Regions from separate parts of the Homo sapiens genome. Here region 1 is linked to region 2. Evidence: chromatin loops called from intact Hi-C (ENCODE). Cell type or tissue: mammary epithelial cell. All regions are shown on one strand. Links, peaks and the distances in the headings refer to the core of each region. The heading gives the core; the rest is flanking DNA.

Evidence for each region. Hi-C counts contacts between places; a loop is a spot of excess contacts. Peaks named below come from ENCODE experiments on the same cell type or tissue, not always from the same donor. Only the 100,000 strongest peaks of a DNase experiment are listed, where the experiment ranks them.
Region 1: it touches region 2 in a loop (11-fold over the local background); 18 of 110 quality-filtered maps call a loop at or near these places.

The regions. Positions count from the first base shown.
Region 1 is chr2:230,149,395-230,165,205 of GRCh38, forward strand. SP110 (SP110 nuclear body protein) reads right to left here. Exons shown (of 19, transcript NM_080424.4): 19 at 15,792-15,811. Among named protein-coding and RNA genes, the nearest start is that of SP110, 63 kb to the right of the region's middle. RefSeq lists a silencer at 10,932-11,001. In mammary epithelial cell, for the core only: CTCF peaks have their summits at 10,940 (motif pointing left) and 12,036; a DNase peak (open chromatin) is centred at 12,047.
Region 2 is chr2:229,792,313-229,808,123 of GRCh38, forward strand. It overlaps TRIP12 (thyroid hormone receptor interactor 12), which reads right to left. Exons shown (of 42, transcript NM_001348323.3): 17 at 15,396-15,552; 18 at 13,418-13,571; 19 at 11,687-11,915; 20 at 11,259-11,377; 21 at 9,940-10,147; 22 at 6,971-7,071; 23 at 6,563-6,737; 24 at 5,378-5,519; 25 at 4,279-4,470; 26 at 2,867-3,018; 27 at 661-833. Among named protein-coding and RNA genes, the nearest start is that of DNER, 86 kb to the left of the region's middle. In mammary epithelial cell, for the core only: a CTCF peak has its summit at 9,043 (motif pointing right); no DNase peak of the experiment used is centred there; H3K27ac peaks cover 595 bases.

The DNA of each region.
Region 1 (15,811 bases), core at 6,492-14,491, 360 kb after region 2:
CCTCAGCCTCCCGTGTAGCTGGGACTACAGGCGCGCGCCACCATGCCCGGCTAATTTTTGTATTTTTAATAGAGACGGGGTTTCACCGTGTTAGCCAGGATGGTCTCGATCTCCTGACCTCGTGATCCGCCCGTCTCGGCCACCCAAAGTGCTGGGATTACAGGCGTGAGCCACCGCGCCCGGCCGTAAGAATGTTTTATACATTTTTAAATAGCTGAAAATAGTCAAAAGAAGAATAATAGTTCATGACGTGAAAATTATATAAAATTCAAATTTCTGTGTCCATAAAGATTGTTTTTGGAACACACCCACGCCCATTCATTTCAGTATTGTGTATGGCCGGCTTTGCCTCACAGCGGCAGAGTTGAGTGGCTGTCACAGAGAGCACAGGGCCCGGCAGAGTCTGAAACTTGCAGAAAAAGTTTGCCAACTCTTGACTGTAGAAGACAAGAAAGTCTGATAAAATATGAAATTTGATGACTTTGAGTTGAAATGTGATTCAGAAAAGTTGGACGAAACAAATTTAAGGAACACCCTAACCAACTCATTTTCTTTGCATCTCTATTTTAATGTGACCAAAGGTGATATAGGATGAACATCTGTCCGAATAAGCTTCAATAAATATACAGTACAACTCCTAAGAAATGAAAAAGCATGGTGGCATAGTTTACTTTGCAACTTATTTTCCTGCCTTATACGATCTATGGTGTCCTGGATGCAATGATATATGGTAGCATAGAAGATAAAAAGTGAAAAAACAGTCCTCTGGAAAAGCCTTTGAAAGCTCATTGTGATTATCAGCCTTTCTGAGTCAGTAGCTCTTTTTCTTTTGAAACAGAGTCTTACTCTATTGCCCAGCCTGGAGGGCAGAGATAAGATCACAGCTACTGTAACTTCGAAGTCCTGAGCTCAAGGGATCCTCCTGCTTCAGCTTCCAGATTAGCTGGGACTACAGTTGCATGTCACCATGCCCAGCTAAGTTTTTCCTTTAGAGACGGGGTTGGGGGGAGGGGGAGTGGTCTCATTATTTTGCCCAGGCTGATCTTGAACTCCTGGCCTCAAGTGATCCTCCCACCTTGGCTTCCCAAAGTGCTGGGATTACAGGTGAGCCAACGCATCTGGCCAGTAGGTCTTTGTTTCATTTATTCTACCCCTAGCAGTTGGCAAAATAAACAAGGTGGTGAGCTCCGATTTTGTGCACCTGGTCTGATAGCTAATTAGCGCATCAGCATCCTGAAGTCCTCAGTCTAGGGTGTTCCTGGATTTTATTCAGCTGTTTAGAGCACCTGGATGGGGGCTGGGCGCCTGTAATCCCAGCATTTTGGGACCTGAGGTGGGTGGATCACTTGAGGTCAGGGGTTTGAGACCAGCCTGGCCAACATGGCAAAACCCCGTCTACTAAAAATACAAAAATTAGCCAGGCGTGGTGGCGGGCACTACTCGGGAGGCTGAGGCAGGAGAATCGCTTGAACCTGAAAGGTGGAGGTTGCAGTGAGCTGAAATGGCACCACCACACTCCAGCCTGGGCGACAGAATGAGACTCCATCTGAAATAAATAAATAAAATAAAAATTAAAAATAGAGAACCTGGATGGGATCTGCAGCAGCACTGCCCAGCAGGTGCTTTTCCTGCTCTTTCTGAGAAGGGCTCCTCTCCACCAAGAAAAGTGACTGCAGCCAAAATAGGTCTGGGCTGAGCATGAATTTATTTTCTGTGGTCTCTGCTGTCAGTACTTCCAAGGATGATAGCCAGAGTGTCCTCGCTTCAGAGAATCCAACCATGGCTTTCCAGTACAATAGACAGAAACAAATGCCCTGAGTCAATATAGGCTGTGCTGTCCCTTTAAAAACAATTCTCATTTACTTTGGCAATAAAATATTAATCGCAGATGACAGAAAGAAAAGTAGGCAATTAATTCTAAATCATTACACTGGCTTAAAGTGGGGAAGAGCTCAAGCTCATAATGATACACTGATCTCTCCTGGGAACTTCTTCTTTCAAGGGGCCCTCCTCTAAAAGATAATTGCAGGAAAAGACTAGAAAACACATGTGTTACTTCGAAAAGTGTGAATAATAATAATGATCAATTTAGGGGATCATGTGGGCCAGGTGGGACCAAATAGGGGGTTTTATTTTTAGTGGAAGTGGGGATCATCATGTAGTTTTTATAGAAGTCAGATATATTCAGGTATAATTGACATACGGTAAAATCCACTCTTTTTTTTTTTTTTTTTTTTGAGACGGGGTCTTGCTCTGTGGCCAGGCTGCAGTGCAGTGGCATGATCTCAGCTCACTGCAACTTCCGCTTCCCAGGTTCAAGCGATTCTCCTGCCTCGGCCTCCCAAGTAGCTGGGATTACAAGTGCCCGCCACCATGCCCGGCTAATTTTTGTATTTTTAGTAGAGATGGGGTTTCACCATGTTGGCCAGGATGGTCTCGATCTCCTGACCTCATGATCCACCTGCCTCGGCCTCCCAAAGTGCTGGAATTAGACATGAGCCACTGCACTGGGCCAATCCACTCTTTTAAAATGTAGGTTTGTTTTGTTTTGACAAATGTAGAACCACATGACACCAATACAGTCAAGACCCAGGGCAGTCCCATCGTGCCAGACGCTCCCTCAGTCCCTTTGGCAGTCACTCCTCTTTTGCCGTGCCATCCCTGGCAACCACCAATCCATGTTTTGTCCCTGTAGTTTTGCCTCCACTAGAATGTCATATAATGGACATCATATAAATGAAATTATGTCATTACCGGCCTGTTGAGTCTGGCTTTTTTCAGTTAGCCTAATGCTCTTGGAGTTCATCCCTGTTGCCGCATGTATCAGTAGCTTGTCATTCTTTATTACTGAGTAATGTTCCATTATATGGATGTGCTACAATTTACTTACCAATTTACTTGCTGATCGGCGTGTGAGTTCCTTCCAGTTTTTGGCCATTACAAATAAAGCTGCAATGATCATCCATGTACAGGTCTTTGCGTGGACCTATGTTTTTATTTCAGTGCCTGGGAAGGGGTTGCTGGGCCAAATGATAAACATTAGTGTAATTCTGTCAGAAACTACCAAACTGTTTTCCGATGTGATTGTTCCATTTTGCATGCATGAGATTTCCAGTTGCTCTGCCTCCTTGTCTGCTCTTAGTATTGCCAGTCTTTCTAATTTTAGCCATGCTAATAGGTGTGTAACAGTATCTCATCAGGGCTTTCATTTGCATTTCCCTGATGACTAGTGATGTTGAGCATCTTTTTATGTGTTTAATTTGCCATTTGTATATCTTCTTTGATGAAGTATCTGTTCAAATCATCTTCCCTTCCCACTTAAAAAAAATTGAATATTTTGTCTCTATTGAGTTCTAAGATTTGTTTTTCTTTCTTTCTTTTTCTTTTTCTTTTTTTTTTTTTTTTTTTTTGAGATGGAGTCTTGCTCTGTTGCCCAGGCTGGAGTGCAGTGGCTTGATCTCGGCTCACTGCAACCTCTGCCTTCTGGGTTCAAGCGATTCTCCTGCCTCAGCCTTCTGAGTAGCTGGGATTACAGGTGCCTACCACCACATCTAGCTACTTTTTGTATTTTTAGTTGAGACAGGGTGTCATCATGTTGGCCAGACTGGTCTTGAACTCCTGATCTCAGGTGATCTGCCCACCTCTGCCTCCCAAAGTGCTGAGATTACAGGCATGAGTCGCCGCACCTGGCTGAGGATTTCTTTATATATTCTGGATTCCAGTCCTTCATGAGATATGTGTTTTTAAATATTGTCCTCATCTTTTCTTGTTTCTTTTTTAACTTTCTTAAAAGTATCTTCCAAAAATCAGGTTTTAATTTGATGTTCAGCTTATTCTTTTTTTTTTCTCTTATGGTTTATGTGTTTTATGTTCTAGCTAAGAAATCTTTGCCTAACCCAGGGTCTCTATTATTTTTCTACTGCTGCTGTGAAAAACTACCACAACCTTAGTGGCATAAGACAACACAAATTTATGATCTTACAGTTTTGTAGGTCAGAAGTCTGAGCTCCTTGACTGGTTTCTGTACTCTGGGTCTCACCAGGCCAAAGTCAAAGTGTCGGCTGTCTGGGCTCTTACCAAGAGGCTTGGGAAAAATCCACTACAGTGTTCACTCAGGGTGTGGGCAGAACCCAGTTCCTTGAGGTTGTGGGGCTCAGCTGCCAGCTTCATTGCTGGGGTCAACTGGGGTCGCCCTTGGAATTCTCTCTGATCCTCTCTCTGGGCCTCTCTCTGATCCTTGAAAATGAGGCCCTCACTCTGCTAGCTGGCAATCCTGACTCATAAACTCTTAAAGAACTTCTCATGACTGGAATATCTAATTTTCCCTTCTGCTGCAGCTAGAGAAAGTTCTCTGCTATTAAGGGGTCATGTGATTAGGTGGGGCCCACCTGGATAGCCCAGGATACACTCCCTGTTTTAAGATCTGTCTCTTTCCTTGCATCTGCAAAGTCTCTTGCCAGGTAACATAACATGTTCATAGGTTCCAGGAACTAGGAGGTAGGCATTTTTGGGAAAGCATCCAGCCTACCACCTCCTCAAATATTTTCTCTCCTGTTTCTTCTAGGAGCTTTACAGTTTTACATTTAGGTCTATGATCCATTTTAAATTAATTTTTGTATATGGTATCAGATTCTTGGATTATGATTGAGATTTTTTCTTTCTCCTCCTTTTTTTTTTTTTTTTTTTTTTTTTGCGTCTGGATATCCAATTCAAGAAACATATGTTGAACAAGTTAGGTTTTCAGTTTCTATCATGATGAAGAATTTGTGATTTGTATAGCTTCAGAACCCACAGAACCATGGCTCATGTTTCATCATGATCACAGCTGACTTCACGGACTGATTTCATGAACAGTCCCATCATGTTTTGACACTCACAGAAAGTATTTTTCTCTGGGAATTTTTAGGAGTGGGAACGTATGCTTCCCTGTTCTCTGCCTCACCTCTTGCACATACACAGCATTGCAGATGGCACGGAACCCCTGGTTCAGCGGGCTATGGGTGCTCTGCAACACTGAAGGTGAAGGTAGAAGGAAGCAGCAAAAAAAAAAAAACCCTGGTCCCTGATCCTGTTTTGGGGGTTGGGGTAGGCATTTCCTTGGGAGCATTTAAACAACAGCACATCGAGGAGGGACAAAACTCCTTGGCCAGACAGGTAAAGGTCAGAATTTGAAGGCAGGAATGGAAGTAGCAGGTGAATTCTAGGCTGATGTAATTCAGGTATAGGGGGTTGGGATGGGCACAGACAGGATTGGGATCAGATTGGCAGACAGGGAAGGGCAAAGCTGCAAAGGTGGAACTGCAGACCGACCACGGCTCGTGCTACTAGCTGTGTCCACACCCACACCCTGCAGAGGGCCTTGGTGACATGGGGCAGAGCCGTCCCCAGCCCTGGAGAGCCAGAGTGCCCCAAAAGTTTCCTTGGAGGAGGACAATGGGACAGGCCCAAGTGCCCCACAAGGCACTCAATCCCCAGGAGACTTGCTGGTTCTTGGCACCTGCAAGGGAAACCCAAGGGGCTGTCTCGGGTCCCCAGCCCCTGTTGCTGCCCCCAGCTCTGACCCTGGCTTAGGGGCAGATGCCTCAGGCTGCTGTGCCTGCAGATTTTGCAGAAGGAACAAGAGGCTTTAAACTCAGTACACTTAGCCAGTGCAACTCTCTTTCACTAAGGAAAGAAATAGTTAAGAATTCAAGACTCCTCACCTTATGCATTGATCTGTGTCTGCTCTTTGATTCCAAAGACAGGACGGTCTATGAGCCAAGCCAGAAAATTTCACACTGGATCCCTTAATGGATCCCTTCAGGCACCAATACTGCTGAGAGAGACAAGAGGCGACAGGGCCTGGCCTAGATGTGGGCAAATTCCTATTTGAAGTGGCATGAGCTGTGTTCTGTCTGACTTCCACCTTTTTAGCTTTTTCTTTCCAGGCCATTCTCAGGAACCCCGTCCACAGGAGTTTCCCCCAGTCCCCAGCCATCGGCCTCCCTGTGCTGGGGCTGAAGTCACCGTTCTCTTTGGGATCACCCTGCCAACCTTATCTGGGGTCACTGATTGTGGCTGGCATGACAGAAGCTGCCACCCGTGCTGTGGCACCTGAAGCCTCGTGGGACCTCAGTTCCAGGGACTCCTGATGAGAAGGGTCAGGAGGGAGAAACCCAGGACACTGCATGTGAAGGGAAGGGTACCCTCCCTGGTCCCAACCACAGCCGTGACTCAGCTTTACCGAGTAGCTACTGTGTGCGAGGCACTTTGCCTATGTGGTTGGATCAAATGGCATTTTTTCTTCCCTTCTGAGAAATTAAAATGATTAATTTGGGCACTTCCACTATCTGTCTGCAAAAGAAAACTTTATAGAATCTAATTCTGGAGGCAGGCATTTCTTTAGCCTAATAAAGCCCAAGCCAGGTTAGTGGTTGTCAAGAAATAGTATTTGTTGAAATAGACCAGGTTAGATAGTTCAACAGAAGAAAGTCAAGTAGAAGGATGATGAATCTCTCCTGGGGATCAGGATGATGTGTTAGAAGGAAATTAAATTTTCAGGGTAAGGTTTTTTTTTTTGGAGATAGGGTCTCCCTTTTGCCACCCAGGCTGGAGTGCAGTGGGGTGATCTTGGTCCACTGTAGCCTTGACCTCCTGGCTCAAACAATCCTCCTACCTCAGCCTCCTGAGTAGCTGGGACTACAGGCGTGCGCCACCACACCCAGCAAATTTTTATTTTTATTTTTTTGTAGAAGAGATGGGGGTGCGGGGGTGGGGGGCGGTCTCACTATCTTGCCCAGTCTGGTCTTGAACTCCTGGGCTCAAGCAATCCTCCCTCCTTGGCCTCCCAAAGTGCTGGGATTAGAGGTGTGAGCCACCACGCCTGGCTGGGTTTATTTTGATTTTAGGTATTTTAGGACAGAAGCTGAAGCCCAGTGTTCACTCCAACACCCCCCTCCTGAATCCCAAAAAGTCTGGGTGGTGAAAACTTGATCCTTTGAAAGCCCCAGCCCCCACCCCATCTCCCCTCCTCACCTGGACCCTTGGCAGTGGGGGTCCCAGGGCTTCTTTCAGGAAGTCCTGTCTCAGGGCGTCCTCTGGCCTCTGGTTCTCAGCTCCAATCCCTGCTGTCTTCCCCGCCTTCCCCACGAAGCACAGAGTCAGGCATTTCTTCCCTGGGCCTGTCCACACTCCTCACTGCTTCCTTGAGAGAACAACGACCCCAGCTCCAGTCCAGGAGGGACTGTGGGCCTAGAGGGGCCGCTGGCTAGGGGCTGAGAGGAGCTCCCGGAGGTGTGGTTCCCGAGACTGGTCTTCTCCTGTTCTATTTTCCTGGGTGTCATTTTCACGGCAGGAAACCTTTTTAGAAAGGGAGGGAGGCACATTTTTCTCAGGGACATTCACAGCAAGGCCTCATCCTGCCCACGTCCCACAGCCGCAGGATTTTCTGGCCTGGTCCTGTTCTGGATCTGCCTGATTCTCAAGGCACAGCAGCAGGGGAGGGCGGGCTCCGCACCCTGGTCAAGCTAGGGCAGGCGCTTGGCTTGCCAGCAAAAGGTCCCGCTTCCCAGGACAAAGACTCGCTCTGAGGCCGCACTTAAGTCAGGCTCCTCGAAGCTCTCTTTCAACGGGGCCTCAACCCTGGGCTTCTGTGCCTGTCATCGTTGGGCCTGCATCAGCCAGTTTTAGCAAGTCCCTCCTAAGTCAGTGTGGAGAGAGGCCCCCATCCTTCGCATCTGACCACCCTGGCCTGCCTTCAGCAAGAATCCTAAGCCTGTTTAACCAGAAGCTTTCCTTCCCCCTGCTGCTTTCTCTTAGTAATTTCCTCCATCCCGACTGCCAGCCTGCTCCATGGCTATAAATCCCCACTCGTTCTGGTTGAATTAACCACTGAGTCCGTTCTATATGCACTGAGGCCTCTTTCCCCCTTTGCAATACTTCCTGAATAAAATGTGCTTTTCCTACTTTACCTACTGTCAGGTCCTGGGTTTCTTTAACAGGAGGGCAACCTTCAGACTGGGTCCAGGTCAGTGACATAGAAGGGGAAGTGGCACAGTGTGTCCACAGAGGGCAGAGCCCAGTGACGGGAGCTCACAGCAGAGACGCCCAGGCTGCATTCGGGAGGGCAGTGGCACCGATGAGAGGGGCATAGGCAAGGACACCACGGGGCAGGATGCAGAAGGGAGTCCTGGGGCAGAACCAGAGCGGGAGCCCAGCCCATCAAACATCAAGACGTGGCCTGGTGCATGGGGAGTGAGATTCCAGTGACCCAATGGGGACCAGGAGTCGGGAGATGCTGCTCGGAGAAGCTCCGGACCTGCAAACCAGCCTGCTCAGACTGACTGGGAGCCTAGAGGCATTCATTCATTCATCCATTCATTCTACAAATCTGTATTAAGCGCTGATGAGTTTGACGGTAGGGATATACCAACAAACAAAAGAGATAAAAAATTTTGTCCCTGTGGAGCTTACATGATAGTGACAAGAGACAGACACCAAACACAATAAACAAATCATGTTGCGTGTTAGAACATGATAAATGGGATATTTTGGGGGAAGAAAGGACACACGTGAGAGGGAGCAGGAGAGCCAGGTGTGGGAGGTTGCAGCATTAGGGGTGGTTGGAGCAGGCTCCCCCAGGGACATTTGAGCAAAAACATTAAAGATGTGAGGGTGAACTGTGGGGACTTCCAGGGGGAGGAAGCTCCAGACCCAGGGGATTGCTGGTGTAAAGGCCTTGAGGCAGGAGTGGCCTGGGTTCCAGGGAGGCCAGTGGGTGCAGCAGACCTACGAGGGAGGGGAGAAGCCCCTCATACAGGCCTCAGAGGGGGTGCTCTCACCCTGAAGGTGGAGTAGGTAGGATTGGACTCATCTTAACAGGCTAAGTCTGGCTGCCATATTGAGAATAGGCTTTGGGGGTAGGGGTTGGGGTTGTGACGTGTGTTGGGTGGGGTAGGAACAGGCCATGTACCACTGCCATTAAAGCATTTCAACTGGGGACCTGTTAATATTCTTAACTGCTCCCCTGCATTTCACAGCTGCCTGTATCCAAATACAATGGGGCCACCTGACAGCACACCTCAGGGTGACTTCATGTTCAAATATAATATCAACCCAATATCCAATAAAAAGCTTCAAAAATCATGCCAACATCTTAAGTCCCTCAAGGCGGTGTCAAAGCAGGAGCCAATCCATGACCTACCGAGAGAGGAGAAAGGAAGAAGCCAGTCAGGCAGGCAGTTAGGGTGGGCCCTCAGTTAAATTCTTTCAAACAAAAGAACAGCCAACTTGCACAGAGGGGCTTGCCTAAGACACGCCCACAGCCACATAGATAAGAAAAGCTACACAGGTGACTCACCCAGACACGCCTGCAGTGGAAAGTTCTGTCCCGTAACACATGTACAGTAAGGGGAACAAAGCAATATGGAGTCACTAAGCTAAGGGCCCACATGCACACTTGGAGGATGGGGTGGAGCTAACAGAAATTTGTGTCTTATGCAAATGAGATGCCCAGCCCTCATCAGTTTCTTATAAAAGCCTTTGCATTCAACTGTAAAGACAGCAACCCTCTTCTGGGCCCCCTCTCCATGGCAGAAAGCTTTCTTCTTTTGCTTAGAAAACTTTTGCTCCAATCTCACCTTTTGTGTCCACACTCCTTAATTCTCTGGGTCATGAGACAAAGAACTCCAGGTAATACGTCACAACGAGAGACTGCTACGTCGTGGTGCATTGGTGAGACTTTAACACTAAAAGAGAATACCGTGTGGGCCACCTCCACTCATCCATCTCTCTCTGAAGTTCTCATGACCATGGCTCAATATTAATCTCCTCCCTCCATCCACATGCTTGCTCCCTGCACCCCCAAATCTCATCTGCCCAGCTGCTTTTTTATTTAGTTCCCTTCTCAGTTTAGTTTTTTCTTCTGCAGTTGGCTTCACATTCTATTCTTATTACTGTTTCTGAAAGCTGTTAATAAATAAACAATTAAACTACAAAACATTACAATTAAACAAACCAAGCAATCAACCAAACAATAAACTCTCGGTTGTCACCTCACAGGACAAGGACAGCTCTTGTGATTAAGTTGCAGGCTCTACTGCTGCCCACACCACAGATACCTTAGTTAGATTTGCTCCTTTGTCAAATGTTTAAGTCAGATAAAGGACCAGTCGTAGGGCAGTGGATCTCAAACCTAATTGTGGCAAAACAAAACAAAACAAACAAACAAAAATCACCTAGAAAACTTGTTCAACTGGTTAAAAACACAGATTCCTGGGCCTGAATCCTAGAGATTCCCACCCAGAGCCAACATCCCAGAATCTGCATTTTAGGCAAGCTCCCTGTGATTCTGAAGCAGCGGGCCATAGGCAATTCATTGGGAAGCGGTCAGTGTCCAGATATCTCAGAGGACCCCTCTCTAAGCACTCTTGATTGGTCCCAAAGACCCCCCTTCCCCCAGTAGGCTGGCTTCTTCACCCTGTCCTCATCCTCTAGCATCCCCGAGAGGAGGTCACCTGGGACATTCTTGCAAATGGGAGGATCTAGAATCCAGGTCTCTGCCTGCTGCCGGCCATCCCCAGGCGGGCCTCCTACCAGATTCCAATCTATGAAACGAAAAACTGGGGATCCTTTTCCAGCCCACGTTACTGAGTGCATCTCAGTTGTTTCATTATGCTAGCTGTGAGGTTTTGCACTTGTGACAAACAACAGAAGGGACCTTTTGTCACAGTAAGGAAATCCTCGCAAGCATGTGCCTAAACGTGACTGCCTGCTGCTTCGTCTTTGCCAGTCTCATCTGGAGAGGACCTGGCGCATGCTCTTGGTTGGTTTTCCTCCATCTGCATGAAATAGGAGCCACTGAGAGCATCTTCCTCCCCTTCAAAGCCTTCACTACTTCTTTCTGCTAGTTCCTTGTCCTTGCAGGAGCTTTAATAGCTCAATTCCTTTCCGTCTCTGGAGGGGCCCACAGTGCCCTCTGGTGGTTGAACAGCATGCTACACTTTTTTTTTTTTTTTTTTTTTTGTGGGGTAGGGAGAGGGTGGACAGAGTCTCCTGTCGCCCAGGCAGGAGTGCAGTGGTGCAATCTCGGCTCACTGCAACCTCCGCCACCCCGCCACAGGCTCAAGCGATTCCCTTGCCTCAGCCTCCCAAGTAGCTGGGATTACAGGTGTACACCACCACACTGGGCTAATTTCTGTATTCTTAGTAGAGTTTCACCATCTTGGCCAGGCTGGTCTTGAACTCCTAGCCTCAAGTGATCCACCCGCCTCCTCCCAAAGTGCTGAGATTACAGGCTTGAGCCACCGTGCCTGGCCTATGGCACACTTTTGTAGAAGTCCAGGGTGCCTGCTGCTCTCAGGGCTAGGTCCTGTGCCCATCCTGGGAGAATGGGAAAGCCTCTGTATGCATTCTGCTCTGCCTGAGCCCTCCACAGAGCCAGAACCAGGCCTAGGGGTTCAAGGGTAAACTTCTTTGAGGAACTGGAAACTGAGATGATGATGAGATTAGGGATTGGCTATGAATACAAACTGGGTCATGGTCCAGATACAGAAACATCAAAATCTGACCTGTGGGCTCTGTCTGGGAAAATTTAGGGCAAATTGGCACTTGTAGGTGGCAAGGAGTGGCTTGTTTACCCTGCCCTCCTCACTGTCCCTTGTTTGGACCAATTCTGCCTTCTTAGGAGGACATGACAATTCTTCCCCCAGGATCCTAGGATGCACTGAAGCCTCTAGTTTTTTCCTGCTGGTGAGTACTAACATATGCCCATTAACTTGAATGCTTATCTTTCACTGGCCAAGACCAAGCTTTGACAGGTACCCCCAGAGCACTTTCATAGGCCCGTGAGTCAATTCTGAACCAAGTCATGGGGGCAGCTGAGTCAGCTCCCCTCAATCCCGGCCTTGATAGCTGGGCACAGTTGTGGCCCGGGGTCTGAATGCTGCAACCACAGTGCTTAAGGTCTGGGTTGTGGAAGCTGGAGAACCACTGCTGGGCCTGAAGGCTGGAAACCTCGCTGTTGCCCTTGCGAAATAAGGACATTTCCACTTTATCCCCTAGGGCAGAGCATTTAGTGAGTCAAAACCTTAACTCCACATCCAACAGACTCTGTTTCAGAACAGTGTGTCAGATGCTTCAGTATCAGCTGACATCCTGGACGTGTAACCACCCCTTTCTGCTCATACTTGGGCCTTGTGTCCAGGTCTGGGTGACTGTCCTCACCATTGAGTTTTTGCTTGAGGCCCCGGGCTGTCTTCTGGAAAGTGGCTATCATGGGTTCCTCAGGGTTCTACCCAACCTCTCTGTAAATGATCAGACGCCAGTAGCTGCTAAAGGGGAAAAGTGTCCCCTCTGCCAATGCATCTGAGCTCTGGTCTTGTCCAATGGGGATGACTGGTGCCAGGTTGCCTGGAGTCCTGTGCTGGGAGGGACTTCGCCAGGTGGTCTTCCTTGTTCTAGATGGTTCTGGAGATTCAAATGGCCCAGTTGAGACCAGAGGTGAAGAGAGCAAGACAGTGCCTTCTTGATTTCATTATTTCACATGTCACTTCATAGGGGAATGACTGCTAAAATGAATACGGTCTGTGCATTTTTTCTAAGTCACAATTACAGAAGAGATAGAATGACAGGAGAGTTGTGAATCCCATAGTCCCCACACCTAATTTCAAGAGGGGAGGAGTTCCATTGGAGCAGCTTTGGGACGAAAGAGAAGCAGTCAGGGTCCTCAGGGCTCAGGGCAGGAAAGCAAAGAGTCCAAGGCACCTGCCAGGACTGACCCCGCCCACCGACTCCCATAACTACTTGCAGAATGTGAGCTTGCTCTGAAGGCCTGGCTCTACCAGAGCTTGGAAAGCATCTGAGAAATGTACCCACTCCAGATGTTGATGCCAATGAAGTCTACCTCTCCTGAGGGAGGCTGCACTTCACCAGGAGACAATGTCTCCCCAGTTTCTAAGAATGAATCTTCCAAGGTGGAATTTCTGCTATCAGCTAGAGGGGGGAATGTATTTTTACATGTAATTCCTCCAGTCATTCCTGATAAGAAAGCTTTTTTTGTTGTTCCATTTTTGCAACCTTTTGGAGTCATGTAAAACCTCCCACATCATAACCTGAAGGTAGTCCTGAGCTGATGCAGGCTCCCTGGCCAGTTGGGGAGGAAAGGGTTCAGGAAAGAGTGGAACCCAGCTGGATCAGATGGGAGAAATTGAAGCAGTGTTGTTCACCTGGGGTAATACTTGAGGTTTGTGGTCTCATGCCAAGGAAATCAAGAACATGGACACACCTGGAGTGAGATTAAGAGTGGACGTTTGGCCGGGCGCGGTGGCTCACGCCTGTAATGCTAGCACTTTGGGAGGATGAGGCAGGTGGATCACCAGGTCAGGAGATAGAGACCATCCTGGCTAATATGGTGAAACCCCGTCTCTACCAAAAATACAAAAAATTAGCCGGGCGTGGTGGTGGGCGCCTGTAGTCCCAGCTACTTGGGAGGCTGAGGCAGGAGAATGGCGTGAACCCGGGAGGCAGAGCTTGTAGTGAGCCAAGATTGCACCACTGCACTCCAGCCTGGGCGACAGAGCGAGACTCTGTCTCAGAAAAAAAAAAAAAAAAGAAAGAGTGGAGGTTTAATAGGCAAAAGAAAGAGAAAAAAGAATAACTCTCCTGCAGAGAGAGAGGAGTGCCCAAGTGGGTCTTCCAGCCCACGCCAAAATGCACCGGATTTTATAGACTGGCTTGAGGAGGCAGTGTCTGATTTACATAGGGCCCACAGATTGGTTGGACCACATGTGACATTTACATAGCACAGGAGGAAGTTGGCCACCCCACCCTAATCTTATTATTATGCAAATGGGTTTTCTACTTGGTCAGCACCATGTTGTCTGCTCCTTACTGTACATGTGGTTGGCAAGGAAAAGGGAAGATGGAGCCACCGTGTTGGACATGCCTGGCTCCCAGATAGCCCTTTCCCATTGGCACAGCTGCCGGCATTCACCCGTGCAAGCTTCCAGCTTGCTTATCTATGTCTGCAGCTCAATTTTACAGGCTGCTTTTTGTTAGAAAAGAAATGACTTGGGGGCTGCTTTTCATTAAAAGGAAAACCTCAGCGAGGACTTCCTTACCCTCACTATCTGCCTAAATAATTTCTTTTTAACGCCTATGTTATTATGGCCTGGGTGCAGGACTGGAATGGGTCCCTGGAGAGAGGCAATTGGCATTGTCTGCAGGGGCATCACTGATGGTGGGTTCATTAAGAGTTTTTAACATCTAAGGAGGTACGTGCTGAACGTGGATGAGGCCTGAGCAGTGGGAAACGACCAGGAGGGCAAATCCTGCACCTACAGCTCAGAGAGTCTGGGGGAAGGTGAGGACCAGCTGGGCTAAGCAGAATAACCCAAACCCTGCTCTCGCAGGCAGAAATCACTTGAAAACCAGGGGAGCAGTACAGCAACAAACAGGAGCAAGGGAAGAGAGTGTTCCGGGAATAGGGGTCTTGGCTGTCATGGCAATCAAACTGCTAGTGTTTGAAAGTCTCAACTTGAAAGAAATAAATGACTCTTTAGGGTACCCCCCACCCCCTGCCCAAGATACAGAGAAACCCAGAGCCATGATTAGATGATAGACAGACAGACCTGGATCAGCTTACCAATGCGAGAACGGAAGACAGGGTTAGGTCATGAATGGATATAAGATTTTTTTACCCAGCAATCCTGGCTGCTGGTAAACTGGTAGGGAGGGGAATCTTTTATCATAATGCATTGAGCTTATGCTAGGAATGGGAACCTTTAGTGTACCTCTCAGAAGGATTTGGAAGTCTAAAGTCTAGGCTGATAAAATCATCATCTCTAGAACTCAGCATTCACTCCAAAATGGCACCAGGAGTGGCCATCTTTATGGCCATATTTGTTGTCTTTCCATACAATGAAGGGAATTCTACTTTATTATATGCTTTTCTTGAGCCAGTGCTCAAACTGCCTCCGCCCTTTCCTGGATCATAGGTGAGGTCAATCTATTTCACAGTTCACACTGTTGTGAAAACACTGAGAAATAGGAGCAAAAGAAATCTCTATACATTTTCTGTTCATTAGTCTGTGACACTGGGTACCTAAATGGAAACTCCAACACACTCTACTCCCAGTTCCTCACTGGGAGGCTGAAGGGGGCCTGCTGGACAGGTTCTGCCTCCTTATGGGGCAGGGCCTCGGTTTTTGATGGTCTTACTCCTCCATGGAGACTAAGAATGAAAAGCCAGAAACACAGACCAGGACAATTTAGTAAGTTGTAATGATTTGCAATTTTTGTCTTGAGAAAAGCATTATGTTGAGAAAAGTTTATGTCCTTTGAACTTTTGTTTAAAAATAGCAATTAGCATTATTAACATGCTAAAAAATAGGTTTAAATACTATCAAATTGCAATTATATTAATATCAGTTTCATACTAATGGCCTAAGACGAGGAGTGCTTCTTGAAACATTTTTAAAAAATGATAAATAGGGAGAACAGAGAGCAGATAGCCTGTAGATAATAGATGTTCTTGAAAGTGAGCCCAGGACAAATGGATCAGTAAGGTTTAATGGGGCTGCAAAAATAACCAGGCATGTATATCGAAAGGGCTCAGTGTGCCAGGCATGATGAATGAAAAGGTACTATATTTGAAACCTATCCTGGCAAAAATAACTAAATATAGAACTATTGGGATAATAGGGGAAATATCATTGGTTTCCACACACTAATGAGGAGGCAGAATTCTGGCTGGACTTAGATTTCAGAGTTGTAGAATAAAATCCCCAAAGACAGTGGAACAAAGTTTAAATCAATTTTGAAGGTGAGAAGTTAT
Region 2 (15,811 bases), core at 5,207-13,206:
CTTAGAAAACACATATAGGTTGAGTATCCCTTATCTGAAATGCTTGAGCCCAGAAGTGTTTTAGATTTCAAATTTTTTCAGATTTGGAATATTTGCATGTACATAATGAGATACCTTGGGGATGGGATACAAATCTAAATATGCAATTCATTTATATCTCATATACATGGCGTGAAGGTAATGATATACAGTATTTTCAATAATTTTGTGCATGAAACAAAGTGTATGTACATTGAACCATCAGAAAGCAAAGTTGTCAGGTGTGGAGTCTTCCACTTGCGATGTTCACGGCAACAATCAAAGTTTCAGATTCTGGAGCGTTTTGCATTTTAGATTTTCAGGTTAGGGATGTTCAACCTGTATATATTACACTCTGATCTATGAAGCAGAAAGGTCTAAGAAAATTGCCAAACACAAAATGTCATTTCTACTACATTTCACCAAGATAAATTAACTCAACATTCAAGGAAGCAGTCAACCCCTAGTAAGTTCAATGTATGACTATATACTAAGTAGAAAATAAAAGACAGGAATATAAGTTCCTGCCATCTATTTTTTAACAGAAACAACATTAAACAGAGAAATAATGTATGTAACTCTTAATGTAAATTTCTCCCAAATATACATATATAACACACGAAACAAATATATGGAAAGTACCTCTAACTACAAGGTATCTCTCGATGGCTTGTACCAAAGCCAGAGGGTCAATCTTGACAGGTCCACCCTTCCACTGCTTCACATTTGCACAGTCTGGATGCCTTTGTAACTGGCATTTTAATTGATGTGTGTTGAAAAATTTTAAAGCCTGTGATCCTCTGTTGAGAGAAAAGCTCAAGATAATTTGTGAAAAAAAAGTTAGTCTATTATTTTCACATTTAATATACATTAATTCAAATAAAGGCAAGTTAATACAAACTGCATTTTCATAAGACACACTAGTACTAAGCATTTACTTACCAGTTCTGTGAATGGTAAAGCCAATAATTCAAGTTATTTAGAAAAAATTTTTATACGTAAGAAATAAAAGACGGATGTGTATGCATGCATATGAAAACCTTAAGTCAATATTTGATCTCTGTCCCATCATAAATCCATGGGAGCAGAAATACTTCACCCATGAATATTTAATTATTTTTCTGGAACAAAAATTCCTGAACTATTTAAGCACACTCACTTCTGCAATATTTTGCCCATTCCTATTGAATTATATTTTTTAAAAAGAAAAAAAAAACTCTTTATTTCAAAGATTTCAGCTACAATATTACATTAAAAACTAACCTTTAAAATTTACCTTGCTATAATAGTTTTGAACGAAGCGGTTTAATAGCTACTGCAGTTGAAACCTGGTCATGATGTTTAATTGCTCATTTCAGAAAAGCTCTGGCAGGAGTCAGATACAAACTTAAACTGTGATTATCTGTATGATTCCACAAAGCAAGCTTGTCCAACCTGCGGCCCACAGGCCACATGCAGCCCAGATGGCTTTGTATATAGGCCAACATAAATTCGTAAACTTTCTTAAAATACAATGAGTGTTTTTTTTTTTTAAGCTCATCAACTAACATTAGTGTTGGTGTATTTTATGTGGCCCAAGACAATTCATCTTCCAATATAGCCCAGGGAAGCCAAAAGATTGGACCCTCCTGCACATAAAGCACACAAATAGGGATGTGGAGAATATTCCATTTTATGAATATATACATATGCAAACATATTTTATATAAATTTGGACACAAAAAGCTTCATGATTTTCTCAAGCACAGGTCAAAATGCCCCCTTATTTCATGAACTCCTCCAGGAAATCATAACGATCAAAACTGAATACCACACACTACATTAAATTTCAAAGCAGAAAAGAAACCCTAGTCCATGATGTGATTGCTTTATCACTCAAAAATGCATATGGTTTTTAATTCAAACAAAGTTTTTTAAATGTTTTTAAAACGTCAAAATGTGGATTTAAAAACCAAACTAGGCTGAGTGTGGTGGCTCAGAAATCCCAGCACTTTGGGAGGCCAAGGCAGGAGGATCACTTGGGCCCAAGAGTTTGAGACCAGCCTGGGCAACAAAGTGAGACCCCGTCTCTACAAAAAATAAAAAAATTAATGGAACATGGTGGCACATGCCTGTGGCCCCAGCTACGTGGCAGGCTGAGGCAGAAAGATCTCTTCAGCCAGGAGGTCAAGGCTGCAGTGAGCCATGTTCACACTAGTGTAATTTGGCTTGGGCAACAAAGTAAGACTCTGTCCCAAAATAAATAAATAAATAAATAAATAAATAAAAACCAAACAAATTTCCTATTTTCTAGGCCTCCGGTCAAAATATTCCATGAAACTTGTAACATTCCACAACATAGAACAATTCTTTCCTGTAGCACCTCAAGAGTCCTTAAAACTACATTAAAAATATATATATTTATTAAACTAGTAAAACTTCAAACATTTGACCCCATCAAAATACAAAGTTATAGCCACTAATATTACATATAAATCATATCGCTCAAAATGTAAACATTACTCACAGCCACAAAAAATTTTTTATCCCTACTGAAGTTAAACATAAAGTTCTTAAGGAAGTTTTGTATGCTGAAGTGTATCAATTTAAGGAAAACTAAGCCTATTACAAGTTACAAATACAATCACTGGATTATATATTTATAAAGCATCCTGTTTAAGGCATATGGTATAATTTTAAAGATAAGAAAGCATTTGATTCATTCTTTAGAGTGCTTAATTTCTTTCATCATTACAGCTGAATGTTTTCTGGGCCAATCAAGACTTTACCAGACCTCTTGCCATCTTACTTCAGTGAAATTAAGTACCAAATTCCAGTGGCAAGGGTATAGCCAGGCAATGGTCCTTACCTGCCTCCTGTCCCATTTCCACTAGGGAAATCATGTACTTTGACTGGAAATTGTTCCATCTGGCTGAGGCAGTTGTTCATCTTGTGAACTAATGCCAACAAAGGTGCATTACCCACTGGTTCCACTCTTCCAATGGGCTCTTCTCCAGGAAGCTAAAGTTATAAATAAACAAACAGGTTAAACAAAGCCTTTTCAAAACAAAAGTCTCCTCAAAGAGAAGATTTAATAAGCAGCTTTATAAAAGAGAATAATTTGTCTATTCATCTTTATCTTTTATGGCAGATTTGGTTTGAACGATGTTACCACGTCAATTATTTCAATAAAGACAACTGTTTTGTACAGCCCACAATCCTGTATTCACAATCTCTACATCCAAAGGCTCTGAAAACACAAGTCACTTGGTGGCAAAATCTGATCCAAACAGACATAAGGCTATTTACAGTCTTTATTTATCTGATTTTAGTAAGAATATTCATGTTATGCTATAAAAATATTTAATGCATATAATATACAGTGCTATTCAGAAACTGCTGGGAATTTTAATGTACTACACACTGTAGGACCTTTGAAACCGACCAAACTCCAGGGGTTTCAGAAAAGAGATTGCACATAATCTTAAGTATGCTGTAAAACTATACATAATACTGTCACGCTTCTAATGAATCTCCAATAAATACTAACTTTGCTTTAGGTTGACTCACAAGTTAAAATACAAGCAATGCTCAAATGCCTCTGAGGACTGCAAGCGCATGGTGAAATAGTGTTAATACATAGGAGAGCTATGCTAAGCCCTATTACACAGATAATAGGGAACGTTTCCAAGTGATGCCTTCTCTTTAAGCCACTGTAAAACAAGGAGAATGCTGTCAACAGCATCCAAGGATTACCCTCTTGCTCTGGCCCACTTAAGAGTGAAGGAAGGGGAGCCACTCTGTGGCTTTGTAATCCACATTATAAACGGTGACATAAATGGTCATTAAGCGCCCTTGATTGGAACTGTTACAACTGTATTTTATGTACAAAACAAGAAAATATAACTCCTCTATCTTATTATAGATGTCTGTTTCACTAAAAGGAACTAATACAAACTTCAATACATTTAAAAACAAATATTGCAAGTAAAATACATTCACAGGTGAGAGACTACTATTAATGGCTCATCCTGCAAGCAAAAAAGACTCAAGATACTTCAATCATAGAAATAGTGACATGGGCTTTGTTAAATCCCCATTTCATTGTTTTACTATTTACTTTGATATACAGAAGTTGAAGGATTCCAACTATGTGAAAACCTAGAAGTTTTCCCTCAATGTCTTGACCAAGACCTGCTGGAAATTATTACTGAGATGAAAATATATGCATTAGTGAGCACTGATTCTTAAAAGATACACAGGCATTATTAGATAACTTACTGGAGAAGAAAAAAATACATGAAGAAATCGCTTTAATCTGATCTCTCTGCTCACAGCATCCTTTTCACTTTTAGATGTCAAATAAAGCAACAGCTGCTTCACAAATCCACTATGTTGGATTTCAAATGATGAAACATCTGACTCTGAGACTATGCTACGGATTTCTACAAGGCACTCAGCTCCACCATCCACCTGAAAGAGTTAGGAAAAGTATTTCTATATTGATTTAAGCAGCACTTAAAAAATACACAACTCACATATCCTCAAAAGGAAATGAATATATTCTCAACGCCCTTAAAAAAGAGGGCAGGGGAGTGGTACAGTCTTAGTAAATCCTTGGAAATTATGATTTTAAACACACACACACACACACTAAATATTTCATGAGGAAAACCAGGAATCCATAATAACATAAGAAGAAAATCTTCATATTCAACCAATGTAGTTTTCTTTAAAAAAGAGTATTTTAAAAGATGAGAACAGAAAACTGAAGAATAAGGGGCTATAACACCAGAATGGAAAGATGAATCAAGAATACAAGGTGTGGCTTTAAATTAATACATTTAAGGTCTCAGCAAAATGAACAATTTCTTGGAAAACATACTACCAAAACTGCTCAAGGTACATCAAAAACATCAAAATAAATAAATAAATAAAAATAAAAATAAGAACAAAAACTGAGAACCAGATGAAACGTAAAACACTTATTAGTAAACCTCTAGCCTCTCCTGCCACTCTGAGACCCCATGTGAAGAGAGGGGCTAAGGAAGGCCTATCATCTATACCTATAGTTGAGGATGACTTAGAAAACAGATGTGCTTGTGAGGACATTTCTGAAGTTTCTTCATTTGTCAAGAATGATGAGATGTGAAGGAAAGAAAGTCAAAGATGAGGTTTCTAGTACATTTAATACAGACTGATGAATCCTGATAGTCAAGGGATAAGTAAAAGAAATGCCAGCACCAAGGGTGTATATAAGGTAAAAGTCGATGTAGGATAGCTAAATCCATAGGAAGCTAGAGAGTCATGAAGGAAAAGAGTAGCAGGAGATGCTGGGAAGAGACTGAAAAAGACCAGCAAAATGCACTGGACACAGCACCTGGAGGTTGAGTTGTTCGGTTGCAGCACAAAGTCTCTGAAGGACATTCAATGCAGGGTTGCTTCCATCCATATTCTCAGAACTGAAATAACGTTCTACAAATTTATGTGCCTGCTCCTTAATCCAACCTTTAATTTTTTCTCTACAAGAAACAAAAAGGAGATATTAAAGTCCCAGTGTATGTAGAAAGGATATAACTTCTGATCAAGGCAAATAGCTGCTACATTTAAAATTCATCCTGGTCTATGCTTACAGTTTAAAAACTCCAGATTCCATAACCAAATTAACTTTCACTTTGAAAATGGGCTACGATGTACCACCTGGAGAACTGTTTAAAAACTTAAAATACACTGCAGGTCATTACATGAATTGTAAACAAAGTGTAATAATTTTTTGGAACCCTGCAATATAACACTTTCCTAAGTGTTCCCTTTACTTCCTAAAGTACATACATATCTGCATTATCCTTAACTTGTGTTTCCTGGAGAGCTGAAGTAAAGATTTACAGACCAGAAACATGCGCCTATTAAGGATGTAATAAGCTATGGCAAATAAGACCCGGCTGCTTAAATTACAAATGCTGATGGCTTCAGAAATCCATTCACTTAATTATTTTTATACACTGAAATTAAGAAAAACAACCAACAAAACCAAAGAGAGCATGTTTATTTTCTCAATGACATTTGGTCTTTTAAAATTTCTTATCTGCAGAGGGAAGTAATCATGTTGGTATGCTACATGCAGAACCCAAAAATAAAACAAGTCCCAAGGACTTAAAAAAAAAAAAAAAGGCTCTCCCCTAAAATCCTGAAGTTCCATTGTAATGGGTAGAGAAATTTTATCATAAAAGATGTGAAGAATGTGGACAGAAAATGTCAGCTTTTCCTTGTCTGGAACAAAACTGAGGAAGAGGTTCCCCAAGGAATACAATGTGGTTTTGAACGTATAAGACTTTCAGCTAGGTATGCTGGAAGGAGTTTCAAAGCACATGACTGGAACTTAGGACAAAGCCAGATGCAGGGTTCATAAACTGAGAAACTACCTAATTCTTGAACTATGCTTTTAAGAACAAATTAAAGTGCTGTGTCTATGTATCGTCTCCACACAATAAACGTACTGGCTGAAATAATGTTTAAGTTTTTCTGATATGGGAATAGAAGAAACATAAAACTCCCCCCACTTCACCTATTATTGGAGATGGTATCCTTTGAGGCAGCCCTGGCAAGGCCACTACCTCCCGCAGTCCGTGCTGGCTCAATGTTGTTGCTGTTGGACTGTGTACTTAACCTTCCCCATGTTTTTGGATTCAAGCTTGCCAGGAAAGAAGATTTAGGTGACTGAGTAGTGGTGGGGCTTTTAGCTATGAAAAGAAAAAAGAACTACAGTTAAGTCATTTTAGTTTAAGTGATGAAAAACAACTGATTTTTAAGATTCACAGTCTTAACAGATTAATTAACTGAAAGAACTAAGAACACTTAGTCCTCAGGAAACTTAGGCATACTTCAAGAGCTACTGGCAGTTTTAATAAAGTACATTTCTGCACCTGCTACCACCCTCCCCTTTACCTCCCCATAGTTTCATCAAAGGGGTTACCTTGATTGTCTACTTTGTCATCATCTCTTGGAGGTGAGTACTTTGGCCTTCTTGGCCCTCGTTTTGGCAGTCGTTTTCTCTTTAGAACATCACTTAATCGACTGTCCATGGGAAAATATGAGATAAGTTTAGCAATTACCACTGTTTTATATCTTCACTCACTGAAAAAGCAAACTAAAATGGCAGAAACAGGGAGTAATAAAATACTGTCAGGCCGGGCGCGGTGGCTCACGCCTGTAATCCCAGCACTTTGGGAGGCCGAGGCGGGCAGATCACGAGGTCAGGAGATCAAGACCATCCTGGCTAACATGGTGAAACCCCATCTCTACTAAAAATACAAAAATTAGCCGGGCGTGGTGGCGGGCGCCTGTAGTCTCAGCTACTGAGGAGGCTGAGGCAGGAGAATGGCGTGAACCCGGGAGGCGGAGCTTGCAGTGAGCCGAGATAGCGCCACTGCACTCCAGCCTGGGAGATAGTGAGACTCCATCTCAAAAAAAAAAAAAATACTGTCATAACAAGGTATGTTCTTGTTTAGTGATTATTTAATGCCAATTCTGTGCCAGTCATGTTCTAGAGGTGTGCAGACACAGCAAATGATTATTCAGAAAATAACTAGCTGTTTAACTATACTGAACTATGAAACATAAAGCCAGATAAGATGACTGATCAATTTTCTATGTGTTCCACTTTAAATAGTAGTATATAAGTACATAAAGCAAATATGCAACACAAAGGAGCAAAATAAAAATAAACGGGTAATCACCAACCTGAAAAAGAATGTTAAATCCACATAACACACTTTTTCCATAACCAAAATGGCCGTGAGTAAAATATACATGACCCTTAGTGTTCATGTTGTCAAAATACTCATCTGCCTCTAACATACTACCCAAAGTAATTTCATAGTGTGACAATGGCAATAACATACTAAATAAATGCATTTATGAACATTTTAGTTGGTTTTTTTAAACCTATATACAAATCTAGTGAGTAGTATGAGTAATTTATTCTGAATTAGAATCATTTGCAAAATTAAACACCTGTAGCCTGTTCTAACGACAGTAGAAATAGTTTGTAACAGCAATAAATTTTTAGAATAACAAAACTAAATAAGATGAAAAGGCTGAAAAATGTTGTGGTTTAGTTGGTCTGTGGCCCAAATAAAACTGGAAAAATCTGAAAAAAAATTGGAAAATTTCCAACACCTGACATTTCTATGGAATATACTTAATAATGTGCTCAAATGTGCTTGACAATCAGGAAAAATGAACTTTCAAAGGATGAAAAATGTAATTAAACAATTTTCATTTAAAAAAAATTAACATGAATTTTTCATTTGCAACCATGCTGTAATATGGAACCACTTAAAACTATTTAAAACCATGTAAAAATATTTTAAGAAAAAAGTTATTTTCTCTTTCTTTGGCATAATCAACTGTTAGACTCTATAATCAATTCCAACTCCTTAAATTAAAATGGCTCAGAAATACTGCATTTGAGCTGGGCATGCTAGCACATGCCTGTAGTCCCAGCTACTTCGGAGGCCAAGGTAGGGAGGGTCACTTGAGCCCGGGAGTTCGAGGTTAGCCTGAGAAACAGAGCAAGACCCCATGCTGTGTCTCTTTTTGAAAAAAAGAAAAAGAAAAAAGGGAGAAAGGAAAACATTTTTAAAGGGAAAGAAATACTGCAATTGTCTGAACTGTATCACTCTCTGTAATTTACTGAGTATCTATGATGTCTCAGGCACCATGCCTACATTACAGTAAAACCCTGCAATAACTTATGTTACTGCAGCAGCTAGTGGGTAGGAATGGGGCTGGGAAGGAAGTAAAGGAGAGAGCAAGGCTGGAAAGGAAAATGGCAGACAAAAGCAACTGCAGAATCAGGGATGTGGAAGAGTCCCCAGAACTCTCCAAGCCCAATCTCCTCAGACTGGTCAAACAACATGGGTGCCAGTTAAACTCAGCAGTTTCCTAAAATAATACCCACTGTGCCAGAAGTTCAGTCTGCCAGAAGTCTTGAAACTGCCAAAATTCATATTTAAGCTGGACTAGAAAACTGCCACCAGGTGGCACCAAATTCCCCTCATCCCCTCTCCTACCTGAGTTGGCTGCCTGCACAAGACAATGCTACCCTGCAGATTATAAGATTAAATTTTTGGACCCCACTTATTATTACTATATTTTAGCATGATCTACTTTTCAGTTTAAAAGGAGCCAGAAAGAGTACTGAAGTGAATACATACTGAATTTCAGAACTGAATTTGGTTCATCAGGTACCACTCATCTAGTAATATTAAGCTTCTAATAGCAAGGAAATAAAAACACTTTTAGAGTGTGATTTGTTTCTAACACAACAAAATGGAAACCAATGGAAGTTTTGGAAACATTCTTAGTAGCATGGTATAACAAAGATTAAAAGCTGATAAATAAATGGGAGTAGAGAATTTAAGAACTCTCATTTTCCCTTATTAAAAGCAAAGTATTTAACTCCCAGTTGCCAATTAAAGATAAATGGGGAATCAGTATTTTTTGGCCTTTATTCTAAGACTTCTAATTTTCAGTATTTTTAACTGTATTAATATCTGGATGTCTCTGAGGTCGTATGTATGCAGCAGCACAAAAAATAGTCACAAGATTATGAAATCAGAAACCAGAATTCAAATCCCACAATGTTAGAGCCTACAAGTAACATAAGTGTGTAACACCGTGCAAGTCACAAATGTCTCTGAACTTTAGTTTCCTTGTATGTCAGTGGGAATAAAACTAATCTCTTACAGTTCCTAAACACAGCCCAATACAGTAGGTTTCCAATAAATGTTTTCTTCCCATTCTCATTAACAAAATACAAAAGGAAAAATATAATATATATATGCTAATATGTTACCATTTTACTCCCTATATGATTCTTAGGTACCAAAGCAGCGCTAACAGCAAAGAAATAAAAATCACAACACAATTCTTACTTACCCTTGAGGGCTGAGATCTAAAGAATCATCCCTGCTGTGCTGCAAGCTGGGTGATCCCAAGTCAGCTGCAGCATGAGTGGCAGCTGTGGCTGTCCCACTGCTGACTGAAGTTGTGGATCCCATGGATCCCGATCCATTCGTACATGCCTTTGGTGGACTTGTCAACAAAGACTCTGATTCTGCTAAGTGTTTTACTTGATGCATTACACCTTTATAATAACAGAGATGAAAGGGAGTCAGTTTTAATCAGGAGTAGAACCTTCTCCCCACCATTACAAAATCCCTAAATACCAACACTGACATAATACACAAAAAGACTAAAACATAACTGGCAAATAGGTAAAAGAAATTAGGAGCCAGAGTTTTCAACTTGACTTCAATCAGAAAAAAATATAAAAACTAAAGGTTAAAGAAAAATACTGATATTGAATGTCTTCTAATCTTCAAAACCAGATTATATAAAACTTAATAGGGTCACAAAGTCCTATTCAGAGTTCAAAATACTCATTATAAAAACAATAATCAACTACAGAAATACAGTGCACACCCTGTGGTGTGACAGCCAGAAGGGATGGAAAAGACCAAGAATCAGTTAACTTCAAGCGCTACAAAAAGACAAGATCACATTAACACTGCCACCAAAAAAAAAACCAGCTATTGAAGGGTGGGAACTATCACATCCTTTAAGGTGTGTAAAGAGAGCTAAACATTAACTTGTGAGGCAGGGGTTCCTATCTGTCCCGGAATCATAGGAGAGTATGTATGAAGGAGTGTGACTAAGAACTATCAAATTGTATACCAATATGCATGTCTGATTATCAGCTAGTATAAACTATATGCAAATATGTGGATATATTTAACGTGAGTGAATGAGCACACGTTCACATTTTTCTGGGGAAGAGTCCACGGCTTCTATCATTCTATCAGACTCTTATTAAAAGACAAACTGTAATCCCACGCTGAGGCAGTAGGATTGCTTGAGGCAAGGAGTTTGACATCAGCCCAGGTGTGCACCACCACACCCCGCTAATTTTTGTATTTTTCTTAAAGACTGGGTTTCACCATGTTGGCCAGGCTGGTCTCCAACTCCTGACCTCAAGTGATCCACCTGCCTTGGCCTCCCAAAGTGCTGGGGTTACAGGCGTGAGCCACCACGCCCAGCCTAAAAGACACATTCTACGTACACAGAGCTATAAGCTAACAGAGCTTTAAATGTCATTTTTAAATTGAAAAGCTATCAGTTTTTGCTCGACAGATTAAAACTTTATTTCTGTTGAAGTACTATCTAGACTAAATGACTATTAATTTATATGACATTACCTTCTCTTCTGAAGTAAACACTAAAAATATCAGGTAACTTCTGCATTAAAATTTCTGCCATCTGAAGTGCTCCCACTACTATCTTCAGGTCTTGGCTTGACAGCATGGAAGCAATGTGACTAAAAAAAGAAAGCATTTGTATATAAAACTCTGCCTGAATTTGATGATTATTTTTGGCCATACTACTTTAAATTGAGAGCAAAGCATTTTCATTGTGAAACCATTCTATTAACATAAACATTTTTCTTAAATGCTCAAGTTTTATATTTTATAAAAGCTATTATGTGAATATAAATAGACAAAAAAGAGCTCAAGATACTCCTAACAAATTTTTGTGCATATTTTTTCTATTATTACTTTAGAGGTTTCTGAAATTACTTGCAGAGATTTGTATTTGTAAAATGTTTCTACTATTTTCATTAACACACCTTGAAACAGCATGATTTTTCAGAACATCCTTCAGAAGTTCAGCATCCGCAAAATAAATTATCCTAAGAATTGCTCTAAGGCACTTATGTCTGACCGCAGGTCCTGCTGAGGAACTATACACTTCATAAAGAACACCAAATAATGTCTTAATAAAAGACTTAGCCAGTTCCGGATCCTCTTTCATAAGCTGTGCTCGAGCATCATCCTTCTTTGACTCTGAATATCCACCTATTACATTAAAAAAAAATATATGTGCAATCCTGAAGTGACAGACTTCAGAAACACAATAAACAATATAAAATACTCAAGCCAGTGTAATTCTTGAAATGCTATGAAAACTTTTTCATTATAGAACACATGAACTTCTATGATATGATCAACTAGGATTTACAAAGATGCTAAAGGCAACATTAAGACAGACAAAATTCAGCTGTCTAGAAAACTAGTGACCCATTGGGGCCAGCTGAAAGTAACAATTCATCACCGCACTGTACCTCTTTATTTTACTGATATACATTCAATGAAACAATAGGGAAATCCAATCCTAACCAACCAAACCAGTGGTAAGAAACTGAGTTCTAGAAATGCACCATATTTCACTAAAAGCTTTGTAAAATGGATAAAGAAGGTAATTCTACCACTTTGCTTAGTGACATAAAGTGTAAGGAAAAGATAACTGATAAGCAGTAAGTTATATACAAGGGGTTGACAAAGTACGGTCTGTAAGCCGAATCCAGTCCACCACCGGTTTTTGTAAATATAATTTTATTAGAACGCAGCCATGTACATTTGTTCACATATTGTATATGGCTAATTGAGGGCTACAATGGCAATGGTGGTGAGTATAGACTATATATAACCTGCAACACTTATATTATTTACTATCTGGCCCTTTATTTTATTTAATTAATTTATTTATTTATTCAGACAGAGTCTCACTCTGTCACCCAGGCTGGAGTGTGGTGGCAGGATCTCAGCTCACTGCAAGCTCCGCTTCCCGGGTTCACGCCATTCCTCTGCCTCAGCCTCCTGAGTAGCTGGGACTACAGGCGCCCACCACCACGCTCGGCTAGTTTTTTGTATTTTTAGTAGAGATAGGGTTTCACCGTGTTAGCCAGGATGGTCTCCATCTCCTGACCTCGTGATCTGCCTGCCTCAGCCTCCCAAAGTGCTGGGATTACAGGCGTGAGACACCATGCCCAGCACTACCTGGCCCTTTTCAAAACAACAACAACAACAACAACAACAAAAATATTTGCAGACCACTGTTCTCTAAACTAGGGCTGAAAAAGCAATGAACTAAATCCCTGAGGGGACAGATAAATGTCAGAAACCTGGTTTTGTTTTGTTTTGTTTTTTTAATCACAATTATCTGTCCTTAATTAGTTCAGATAATTTTGGCAGGAAGGTATAAAATACAAGGTTGGAAAGAACTAGTCAATGGATCTAAAGGTATAATAGTAATGACAGGATCAGATAAAAATCTGTATGAGCAAATTCTGACTCGAATCTCAGGACATCAGGTAAGCAGACAAATTGTGGAAAAGATACCAGTTAATACTGGCTCACTCATCCATTAATGGACATGATTTAAAAAATCGAAAACCAAATTATTGTTATGCAATTGTCTTAAGCTTAAAAAGATACTTAATAAGCCAATTATTATTTATTATGCAAACACAAAATATTGCACAATAGTATAGTGCTATTTTAACTCAGAATGTACTTACTAGTGTTACTATTGGCTAACGGGTTAGGTTTTCTCTGAATGGCACGTGCTGTTCCCGTGTCCTCATTGATTTGCTGCATAGAATTAAAATCAATAGTATAAACTCGTCCCAGAGTGGACAAGCTTATCTCATCCTCACCGACCTGATGGGCTGCCTGAGAGCAAAGAGAGAGAAACTTTGAATATAAACATTGAGAAATCTATTACCTTAAGACACAGTGGGGACCCTCCAAATATGCTATCTTACATATTTATTTCAACAGGTTTTAGATGGTGAAGTTAACAGAAGATGGAATAATAGTGTAGATATGACAAAACTCATTCATTCAACAAATCATTTTTAATTAGACATAGGTTACATGCCTCAAGCCTTATCAGGGACCCTTAGACATAAATGCAGGTAAAATCTTGATGAAAGATCCACCTGTGTAGCATCACTGACACAAAGAAGACACCATTTGTATTGAGAATGCTTTTAAGACATTGCTTATAAAAAATCAGTTATCCATATATCTTAGTATTCTTAGATTAAAAATATTATTTACATGATGAATTCTTAGCGACCTACCAAAATCCTCCCTTAAACAAAATGATCCTATAAAATTGTCCTCATTAAACAAAGATAACTTTAAGACTGAAAGGGACACAACTGAAACAGATTAATCGCCAAGGTTGTGTGTGGTATACAGAACATATTTAAATTGACACAGTTCAATTAGCACAGTTTGACTTTAAACAGACTACAGAAGTGACAAAATATTCTCATTACAGAATCCAATCTATGGAACTCCTAGGCTGAATGGAAGACAAGACTCTCAGCACATATGAGAGAGTAAGCTAATAGTGAAGGTGCAATGATCAGGAAAATGCTAAAAAGAAGACGACTTAGAGTTAGAGACCAGGACCACTATTAGCAGGATTGGCCTGCTTATACACTGCTTATATATAATGCTGCACAGAAGACCAGTCAAAGTCAATTTTCTCATAAAAGCTTGCTCTGAAACTGGATTTATTTTTAAAACTCTTGATTTTATGAGGTAAGTCATTGGTTTAAAATTTTTTCTAAAATTCATTTTTAGAAACGAACTAGAAGGCACCTTTAAAGAAGACTGTCTATTCAAAATGTGTGATGTTCTAAAAAGAATTCAAACATCAAAGATTGAAATTAGAAAATAGATAAATTCTTACAGGTGTCTCATGTATTGAAAATAGTAAATTATGCATGGCATCACAAATAACACAGTGATCAACACCTCCTAAGCTAGAGCAAATATTATGCTCATTTAGTTTTAAAAATATTTCAGTGCAAACAATATATAAGGAAGTAAAAATAAAAATCACATAAAACTGTCACAGAAAATCACTGTCAACATTTTGGTACATTCCTCCCCTTTGTATTATTCATATGTTCACTTATTTTGCTGAATTCCAAAAAGATTCACTTAATATTGTATAGTGTTTTTCATTCATATTTGATTTTATATCATTAAAATTTGTCCCAATAATATCTGGATAACATACAAGCCTACGTGTATCACAATTTACTTAACTATTTACCCAGAACTGGCTATTTCATTTGTTTCCACGTTTCTGCTCTGGAAAAATATTGAGAGGAAACTATTTGTATGTAAATCTTTGCTCATGGGACATTGCTTTCTGATAGAAGATAGATAAATTTTAGAAACCTACGGCCTAAGTCTTCCAATGTTTCCTTTCAGAAATGAGGAAACTATGGAACAACAAACTTAAATTACTTGCTCCAAGTCAATCAGGTAGTTAGCAGCAGAAGCAGGACTAGAACATGAAGTTTTCTGACCTGAACAGAAATGAGGACCTTGTTCTCAGGAGACAAAATGAGAGAATCTTGAGTTAATTCAAAATCAAGCACATTCAAATCCACATATCCACCTCCCCATTCCATCCCTACACCCACTCTCCAACAAAATAGACACATTTAAACGGTACGATGAAACTACTACCTCAATGATCCGGCTGTCAATCCTGTTATATGGATGCCAGAGGCCCCGATCATCACGCCACTGCCATATCGCACCATCTGTGTTCTGTGCATTTCCCTTCTTCAACATGGTATCAACTGCAAAAATGCCTTCTTTTGGTAAACATGGCATAAGTTCACTGAAAACAAAAAGTACAATAATTTTAGTAACTTTATGAAATATTAGTAAACGTTAGGTCTCTAAAGAAAAATAATCTCACACAAACCAAAAGTTGTATTTAGACCAATTTTTTTTTTGGAGACAGAGTCTCACTCTGTCGCCCAGGCTGGATGGCAGTGGCACGATCTCAGCTCACTGCAACCTCCGCCTCCCAGGTTCAAGCAATTTCTCCTGTCTTGGCCTCCCAAGCAGCTGGGATTACAGGCGCCCGCCACTAC